Regions from separate parts of the Mus musculus genome. Here region 2 is linked to region 1. A link is a loop called in an ENCODE intact Hi-C map of the cell type or tissue named here. Cell type or tissue: gastrocnemius. All regions are shown on one strand. Each heading gives the region's core, and the rest is flanking DNA. Links, peaks and the distances in the headings are about the cores only.

Region 1 (4,947 bases), core at 793-3,292:
AAATCCTCTTAAAATAAAAATCTTTTTAAAAAGCATACATGGAGACCTGAAGGTATGCTCTAACAAAGGACAGTGGAATGAAATTTGCTAGACTCTGAGCCTCCCTCTTGCAGCGTGAAAGAGGAGGATAACTCCCAAAGATCCACTGAAGATCAAGTGTAGGTGTCTACTTCAGGTGCTTTACCACTGGTATTTAGTCTTCCAACATCACAGATCTTGTTTATGAAAGATATAGACATCTCACCAGAAATAATGGCCACGTGCATGGGAAAGCTTTGTAAGCAATTCAAGAAGTCTTGAAATGACTCCAGATCTTTATGAACCTGTGTTTGATGGTGAGTTCTATACCTATAGAATGGCCATATTAAAACTAGATAGAAACTTAGAGCTTAGTCCTCAGGGGGTGAAGGCTGAGGTCATTTGGGATAATAAATTGTTATAAATGTTTCAGAAGACCTAGATATCAGACTTCCCACCCTATCATCGGAAGTTGTCACCCCGCAATAGTTTGTTTCTACTTAAACATTGTACCAAGTGGAACAATCTCCTGCTACAAATAGCTGCTGCTTGGGCATCAGTGAAAATTTATGGAGCTTTCAGACAAGCCAGAGTGTCAGCCGATGGAAGGTTCTTGTCTATGGGAACAACCTAGGAGGCAAACACACAGAAACAGTATAAAGTAATTGGACGGACTCTGGGAGGCAATGCAAAGGTGGGCGTCATCAATGTTCTCTGACCTTGGAAAGGTTCCTAGGACAGAACACAGAAACCTGAAGAACGAATCGAAAAGATATGAAGGGATGGAGGTCTTCTGAATGATAATAAATGATAAGTCCATACAGCTGAAAAAAGTGAAACTGTGTGTGCGTGTGTGCGTGTGTGTGTGTGTGTTTGTGTGTGCAGAGCTGAGAGGAGTTGGAGCTGGTTGGGTCACAGGAAGAAGGCATGGGAAATCTGGGAGACAGACGAACAGCCAGACTTCAGACTGTGCACATCACACCACGACGTTGAACTTTTAGGAAGAATGTTACCTCTTGCTGGGCACGATGGCACACAACTTTAATCCCATAACTTGGGAGGCAGAGGCAGGCCGATTTCTGAGTTCGAGGCCAGCTTGGTCTACAAAGTAAGTTCCAGGACAGCCAGGGTGATACAAAGAAACCCTGTCTCGAAAAACCAAAGAATGTTACCTCTTGTGATGCATCGTAGATCCTTTCATGGCCACGGCACAGGAGGTCATCAGATAGCTACCTGCCCTGGATAGTCCTCTATCAGGTGTGGGAGGACTGTAGGTGAATGCATGAGATCCTTTGAGATCCCAATCATCCATTTTCTCAAAACATCAGACACTTCCCATGTAAAGCAGTTCAAAATGGCAGGTGCTGCTCAGGCCTTAAATGTGTCTTGAAGATGCCCATGAGCTGTCTCCAGTAGTGAGGGACTCCTCCCTTCCACTAGCAGACATCTGAGCAGGAAGAGGCCTTCTCAGACTGTTCTCTCTCTCACAGCATCTCCTAAGAGCTTCACAGTTCTCATCCACTCTTAACCTACAGCCAGTCTGGCTCTGAGGAGGAAGCATCATTTTGCATGACAGGAAATGCATTAGGAAAATGTTTGCTCTCACCTTCCTTCTGCATTCTTGGGCCTTAGGGGTACTCAGAAGTGCTCTCAAGGAGTGGGTTTTCTTCCAAGAAAAGTCATAAGCAAACAAACAAAATGCCTGTTTCTGCCCTAAAATTGTTCTACCTTGCATAACCAGTAGGTGTCAGAAGACTCCTATTTTAAAACAAAACAAAAACAAAAGCACTTCATAATTACTGACCTAATGATAACAATTTTCCAGTGTTCGGGTTTCTTAGTTTTTTTGTTTTTTCAATTCCACAAGAGGAAACATTGCAGCTGTGTGTAACCTACCTCTTCAGAAACATCTTTGACTGACAAACTGGTTCTAATTCCTCCGACTACCCACAAATACAATGAGACCTACTAGGGAGGCTGTGGCCGATAGCTTTTTGTTGAAATATCCATGGTAAATTGACATTTTGCAGGAAATTCCATTGCATTTACACTATTTATTTAATAGAAATAATCTCTGCGATTATTTGCATTTATTTCTGAAGTAGGATGTTTTCCCTTCCTTGGAATAGGCTCAGGAAATGAGTGAAGTGTTCAGGAAGTTAGCTAAATGCTGATGTAAACCCAAAAGGAAGATCTGCTGTTGGGGGACGGGGGGCTTACAAAAACAAGAGAGCCTAGAAAATGGGACTCTCATTCATTATGGAAAATGGAATCCAGAATTCTGATTTCAAAGGAAGGGAAAGAGGGATAAATATTTCAGAGGATCTGTCAAGCACCCCAGCTTTTACTGATAGCAGCAGCTGGTGAAGAAACTGTTAAGCAAGAAAATCAAGATAGGCGATGACTGGGACTAAGGCTGCATTAAATGAAGGCTTTAATAGGAAATTGTGTCAACTATTCCAGGAAATAAGTCTGGCAGGAAACTCCCGAGTCCTGAGTTGCTGGTGGGTCCCTGAGCACTCCATAAATGAATAAACATTTTCTTCTACCCTAAGGAATCTGTGCCTTCTACCAACATGGTGTGCCACAGACCCTCGGCCGCACAGGGGAGTCTCATAGCGCAGCGAAACTCATGCCCCCATACACTGTGAGTCAGTGATTCGACCCCTGTGACCTTGCATGCTATTAATCTCTAGTTGGCCATTTTGAGTGTACCGTATCTAATGAGACAGAGGAGTACATTTTAGAAGTAAAGTCTTAGTTCACTGGACAGGGTTGCAAAGGACAAGATTGCATCTTATGTGAAAACTGCTGATCACTGCCCTCTGTGTCCCTCAGCACCTACCTTTCTGCCTTCACAGTTTTTTTAATCCAAGCTCTGCCTTGACTGTTTTCCAGCCCACAGTCTACACAGCAGCAACAGCAAAGCCCAGAAGGCCACCAACATAGACTTTGCTTGCTTTCCACTGACTCCCCAAAGCCAACCTCCAGGCCCTTTCACAACTTGGCCTCATTTGCCCTTCCCTCCCACTCTGAGAATCTCAGACTCCAGTTATGCTGAAAAGACTTGGTGCCCGGTACCTCCCTCCAGGCAACACAGGGTCAAGTTTATTCACACATTTATCATTTTAGCTTGGGTGAAGGCAGGCAGATGGGCGTGTACCCCTTAAACATCTGTAGAACAATCTAACTGGGGTTCTAGAATTGTGGCATGACAGTATTGACAGAAGCAACTTCCAAAGATACCAGGCAGAGTCACCTATAGAAATTCCCTACCAGGCACAGACGTTATAAATCAACATGTATTTGGAAAAGATGTCCAACTGGAGGTACTTATCAGAATCTAATTATTCAACGTCTCTGATGGCACATCGAGGCGGGTTAGTTTTTAGCTTTCATGCTTTACATGCACAATTTAGAGGGTCATTAAGAGGAACAGAGCCAGGCTTCTAAGGGTCACCATGTCTGTTACACTCACCCTTCCCTTTCCCTTCTCTCTTCAAAGTTGTGTGAGAAAAAAAATTGAATGGCGAGATAAGAGCGGCCAAGAAAGGGTTACATGCTGCTGAATACCCAAAAGCCATTCTCTTATCTAAGCTGAAGCAGTTTGGAGGCTGGTGTCAAGAAGAAATAACATCATGGGTACAGTAAACTCCTTGCACCAATTTGAGGGTGGGGTCAAGGAAGATATATGTTCCTCACAGCACCTTGCCAGGACAGTGGCTGGCCCATGGTGGGCACTCACTCAGCATTCCAAAGCAGTGATTTTTTCCAGGTTTAAAGCCTACTAACATAAGCTAAGTTTCTTTTCTGTTCATTCAACTGCGCTTGGGGACTCAAAGTTAGAGTTTATCTCTCATGGTTTGGTTTGGTTTTGAATCACCTCCCTTCTCCATTTCTGGCCTACTCCCGTGTTGAATATGCATCAGACACTCTGCAAATATTTGTTAGGGCAAAGAAGAAATGGCAAGGAACAGAAACCTAGAGTTAGTAACACTGTGTGGTAGGTCTTTATCCTGTAACCCATTTTGAGGCTAGAGAATGTTCTTGAAGGCTAGTGTGCTAGCATCTCCCGAGAGAGTCCTGTCATCCTGGTGGCTCTTGTTACCCGTGATTTTCTTTTGTGAACCTCATGTCACTCAAGTTCCCAAGCCCCTGCCTTTCTTACTTGCTCCTCCCCTCTCCTTTTCTCATTTTGCTCCCTTTTTGCCTCTTTCTTCCTCTATAAGCATACTAGAAACCTGTGTTCTCAGACAGGTGCAACTCTAGGCTGCAGAAGTATGTAGAGAAACACTGTTGGGTGCTCAGAGGCTGCAGGGGGCCTAATCTAGTGAGTGAATGGATGCAGACCATTCCGGATGGCACAGGAAAGCTCCAGAGTTCAAAACAAAGACCAAGACTGATGAAGTGAGAAGGAACAGAGGAAGTGGCAAGCCAGAAGACCAAGGACATCTTCCCAAGACAGAAAAGACAGGAGTTTCATCCCGAAGACAGAACACACATAAGCTAGTTGAAAAGACAGAATAGGCACTTCAGACAAGGGGGGAAACCCACCCATCCGCACATACATGCATACAGGCATACAGCTATAAACGCACAGGCAAGGAGGTGAGGGGGAAATCTCAGTTAACTAGGTCCAGTTTTCCTCTGTGACTTATCACTCCATCACATGGCTCTTACCCTGGCCACTTACAGCCCAGCAAATGGAATGATGCAATCCTCGGGCCTTTCAGGAAATTCAGCTACCCAATCTTTTAATCTCTCATTAGGAAAGTAGCCTGGCCACAAGATTAAGTACATTCTTGGGTGAAAACAGGGCTGGATGTGAGGGAGTCAGAATCTCACACAAGCGCTCAACTGTTCCTTGGCCTGCCTTAACCTGGTTGTCCAGAGAAACTGCAACCTTGGTAGGGTGAGGAACAGAAATGG
Region 2 (4,947 bases), core at 938-3,437, 80 kb after region 1:
AGGGCTCAGGGAGTTATGCAGAAGAGGAGGCAGAAAGATTGTAAAAGCCAGAAGAGATAGAGCACACCAAGAAATCAATGCCTTCCAGACACAGCAGGACTGATGTCTGTGTGAACCCACAGAGACTGCAGTCGTTATGCACAGGACCTGCCTGCACAAGTTTAAGCCAGATGGGGTCCTGGTGGTGAGAGGGGAACTGGACACGAAAGCCCTCATCCTTAATCCAAAAGCTATCTCCAATTGACAACCGCTCATTAAGAAGAAATAAATAGTTTTCTCCATGGATTCTTACTGGGTATACAAATCACCCTTAAGGGAGGTCCCATGTGCGGCAGTAGATAGTCACCATGAAGCACACTTAATGGTCTTTTTGGAGATGTAGTGCCTCACAAAACTTTGTGCATTTTTTTAAAACCTCACTTGTCTTTTCCTTATTTATTTCTCTACCCATTTTATGTGTAATGGTGTGTGTGTGTGTGTGTTTGTGCTTTTTCTTTGCTTGTTTACATTGTCTGACTGTTTATTTTTAAAATTTACCTTTTTTGTTTCCAAAGAGATGGGGTGGGGGGTTGGGTGGGGGGGAAGAAAGCATGGAGTTGGATGGATGGGGTAGTGGGGAAGATCTTAGAGGACACGAAGGAGGGAAAACCACGTTCAGAATATGCTGTATGAAAAACCATTTTCAATAAAAAGAAAATAAAGTGCTGAGGATCACCATATGATGGTCTCTTATTTATATTTAATATTTTACTTCAAATAATCAAAGAAGGGAGGCTTGTGTATAATGCACTTTGTCTTTCACCTAAAACGTTTTTAACATTGTTTCTTGTAGACCCTCAGGCTTTCAGGAATAGATTCTTGATGTTAGTAAGGTAAGCTTGAGTTGTAATTCGTGTGATTGCTGGCACAAGCTTACACTGTGTGTTTCTGATCCATGTCCTTTCTGAGCTGGAGAGCTTTTTAAACACAGTGATTATTTTGTTCCCATTTTTGATTCTATATTGGGCATGTTGAGTGGGGTGACAAAATGGACAGCAGATCTTCAGGGAGATCTTGAACTTCAAAAGGGATGTCATACCATTGGGCACTTTCAGTTGTCTCTCATGGGAAGTACATTCATCTGTGGGGAAGAATGATGTGTCCAGATGTTTGAGTAGCCAGAGGCGACTATGGCTGATGCTATTAGTGTCTCTAGTATCTGTTTTGCCATTTTGTGCAGTGATATAACTATCAGCCTTTAGCTGCCATTTGCCCAAGCTGAAATGTTAGCTGACAGATTTGCATAGGCTTACCTAAAAGTTTCTATCTTTTTTTTTTTTTTTTTTTTTTTTTTTTTTTTTTTTTTTTTTTTACTTTTTGAAAAAGCTAAGGTCTTTTGATAGAGTCCTAGGCTGGTCTCAAATTCAATGCATAGCTCAGCCTGGCCTTGAACTCCAGACCTGTCTGTTTAGCCTTCCAAGTGCTAGGATTACAGATGTGTGCTGCCAGGCACAGCCTGAGAAGTTTTTCTTCCCTCTCCTTTCTCTGGCCCTTTTGGCTAGTGTGTGGATGTCATGTTAGTGAAGTGGTCATTTTATAAGCAGCACAGCAAACAGGTGATAGCTAGCAGGGTATTTAACATACATAAAATGTATACAGCTAGGCATCTTGCAGATAGTTTACACCTGTCTTATCTGTTACTTTTCTCACTTCTAGAACATTAGTTTCTTGGCAGCAGAAACACAGCTTTTCCACATCTGTCTGTCCAGGGTTTCAAACAGGGGCTGGAAAATCATATTAGTTTAGTAAATATTGTAGAAGGAACTGAATAAATATGAGAGAATGATCTAAAGGTAAAGCCTTTCTGCTTTAAAAAGTACAGAATTTACAAGTCCAAAGAAAGCAGGTTATTATACACAAGGGCTATATGGCAGGTGGATTGTCATGGCAATCAGTTTTAGATTAAGCTCTCTAGCCAGGCAGGAGTTCTATTGCACTGCAGCTGCCTCTGCTCTGTATGTTGCTTGGGTGATAAGCACTTGTGAAGGATTCTGTTGCTAGGACTCCATTAGGGGCTGGCAGGTCTCTCTACTGTCTCTTTCCATATAGCATGCATTTAAACACATCTAAATTAGTATTTTCAAGACTTCACAGGCACAATAGAGCTTAGGAGGTTGAGCAAGTAGCAAGAATGTTGAAGGTTGTGTTGCAACCGCAGATAGTCTTAGGTGAACCAATGGGACGAGGGACAACAGTGGTGCAAGTGCCTCCATCTCCCAGCAAAGACACAGAATCCTTTTGTTCCACTACCCTCTGCTCTTTTTGGCCAGGCTTTGACAGGACAAGGGCTGAGCTATATAGCCCGACCCAGGCGGGATCCACCATCACGCTCCCGGTTGTGCTTCTCTGAGTCGTGCTCCTATTCGGAGGGTGAAGGTGCTCGCTTCCTTTGCCCGTCCGGAGCCCGCCCATCCGCGGGAGCGCGCATGCGCCTCCCCTCCCCGCCTCCGTCGTGCGCGCCCCGCCCCCTCGCGCTGCCATACGCGGACGGCCAACATCCGAGGACTCCGGCCTTGAGTAACCTGCTCCCGTGACCTTTTCGCACCCCGCACGCCGAGGCCCGCGCGGCGCCCGCCTCGCCCTTGCGTGTCTGCCGCCCCTGCCGAACCCTGCGTTCCCCTGACCACGCGCAGCTGCCACCGCCACTCGTCATGGCGGCCCTCAGCAAGTCCATCCCTCATAACTGCTACGAGATCGGCCACACTTGGCACCCCTCCTGCAGGGTCTCCTTCCTGCAGATCACTTGGGGCGCCCTGGAGGAGTCCCTCAGGATCTACGCACCCCTGTACCTGGTGAGCAGGGCTGGCGCTGGTGCAGGTGCAGGGCCTCCCGGGGCTCGTTGCTTCTAGGTCAGCTTTAGGGGTGGTGAGAGGCCTGGGGGGAGTCCTAGGCGGAAGGAGGGGGAGGGGACCCCGATGGTGAACTGTCACTGGACACCTGTTGCTAGGATGGGGATGTGCTCTGGACAGGTAGGGTCAAGTGCCTTACACTTGATCGCTCTGAGAACCTGGATTCAGAGACTCTGTGATGGAGAGATGTTGGAGCTGTGTATATATTTAGTCAATGCATGCACACAGTGTCCCCTCAGCCCACTTTACCACTCTCCGGCCCCATTTTCATATGAAAAAGGGTGTTCTGTACACCCCCCCACCCCCACCCCAAGCCTGCTTAGTCACAGATTTTGTCCTTGTTTGAGATGACAGAGATGCCACTTGACGGTTTGTTCTTTCGTAAGTTCCCAGAGTAGATTCCTGGTTTGAGATTTTGTGCGGTGATTTCGTTGAAGGTGTTTTAGTGGCGTGTTGCTGAGGTCATTTTCTTATACAGATTTACAAGTAGGGAAGCTTAGAGAGAGTATCTGGAAACCTACCAGTAACATCGAGAACTGATAAAGATATCTTCTCCTAGTGAGTGCCACTGTGTGGGAGAAAATTCCCACATCCTGGCACTGAAGATGTGCTATTTGGCTACTGAAGTTCATTGTCATTTTCCCATTTGTCTGTATGCTGAGAAGGTAGACATCATTTTTGTATGTTTTGTATGTTTCCTAAAAGTTCGTTCAATACTCAATGAGTGATCCATTCTTATTTCTCATTGAGGTAGTAATTTGGGCTGATGACATCTTTGACAGTATGATTATGTTTGTAACTTAATGGAGAAGTCTAATTTGTAATTATAGACAGAACACAGGAAAAGACAGTGACTCCCTGAGAGGTTGCAGAAGCCAAGTTCCCTTTTCATGATGTAAACTGGTGCTTCCCCACTTTAATGTATTTTAAGGAAACCCCAGGGATCATGTTAGAATGGGATTTCTGATTCAGTAGGTCTTGGTGGGGGCTAGAGAGTACATTTCTGATAAAATCTAACGTAGTGTAGACACTGGGGAATACCAGCCTTGTTAAGTGAAGATCTAGAGCATTGACCAATATAGACGTTTATCTGTATCTATATACATACATTCCCTAAAGACTGTTGTTACTGGCTTTTCTATATGAATGCTGGCCAGCCATTGTTTTATATTTGTTACTATGTTATTATTATTTTGGTGTTGCTGGGATTCTAACCTGTTGTCTTGTACTTTCAAGATAAGAGTCCTGCTGTTGAACTCTGCCCCAGATTTCTGTAAACACTTATAAATACATTGGACTCTTAAACAGCCGTACAAGAAGACTCTTCTAGTCTGGGGACTTAACTTAGTGGCATGTTCAAGGTCCTGTGTTCTGAATCCTTGTCTTGTTCCTCCATCTCCTACCCCTCACAAAACAAAGGCAAGCAGAACTATTCCAGGTAATTTGTTCAAAAATTACTCTTAACCTCAAGGATTAGGAACTAGTTGAAGTGTTTATAATTTAATTTCTCCTGAAATCTATAGCATCATTCGTTCATTCATTCGACACATATTTGTGGAATGCCTGGTATTATATCTACAGCATAAACAATATACTGATTCTATTCAGTGTTAGGGGAATTCAGGGAAGCAACTGGAGCAGAGATTCTCCTACTCTAACAAGATAGGGTTGGTGGGGATCAAGAAAGGACTTGTGTCACTATTACATTTTCAACTAGATTAAATACTACTTGAGAACAAATTTCCTATCTTATGTTGCTGCTTATCAGTGGCTGTGAAGCGGTTAGTGAGAACTGACTTGTATTTTATTTTAAGTAAAGTAGAGATTAGAAAATTTTAGCTTATTTCAGGTACCAAGGCTAAGCAGTAGAATTTGACTTTGGCCCTGGTGTGTGTGTGTGTGTGTGTGTGTGTGTGTGTGTGTGTATGTATGTGTAAATGTGGTAAGATAATTAATTCACTGGTGACCTCCCAGTCCTGGGTTGCAGATATGCACCATCATGCATGGTTTATACAGCTCTCCTATCAAATGCAGAGGCTTATGCATGCTAGGTAGGCAG

The links. A loop is a pair of places that touch in the nucleus more often than their neighbours do. Peaks named below come from ENCODE experiments on the same cell type or tissue, not always from the same donor. Only the 100,000 strongest peaks of a DNase experiment are listed, where the experiment ranks them.
Region 2: a loop joins it to region 1, with 2.2 times the contacts of the local background. A loop is called at or near these places in 12 of 42 quality-filtered maps.

Annotation. Positions count from the first base shown.
Region 1 is chr7:89,415,998-89,420,944 of GRCm38, reverse strand. No RefSeq gene overlaps it. Among named protein-coding and RNA genes, the nearest start is that of AI314278, 7.8 kb to the left of the region's middle. In gastrocnemius, for the core only: a CTCF peak has its summit at 1,750 (motif pointing right); no DNase peak of the experiment used is centred there; H3K4me3 peaks cover 339 bases; H3K27ac peaks cover 1,384 bases.
Region 2 is chr7:89,336,332-89,341,278 of GRCm38, reverse strand. Tmem135 (transmembrane protein 135) reads left to right here and starts at 2,492. Exons shown (of 15, transcript NM_028343.5): 1 at 2,492-2,831. The coding sequence starts at 2,691. In gastrocnemius, for the core only: no CTCF peak of the experiment used is centred there; a DNase peak (open chromatin) is centred at 2,485; H3K4me3 peaks cover 1,579 bases; H3K27ac peaks cover 1,688 bases.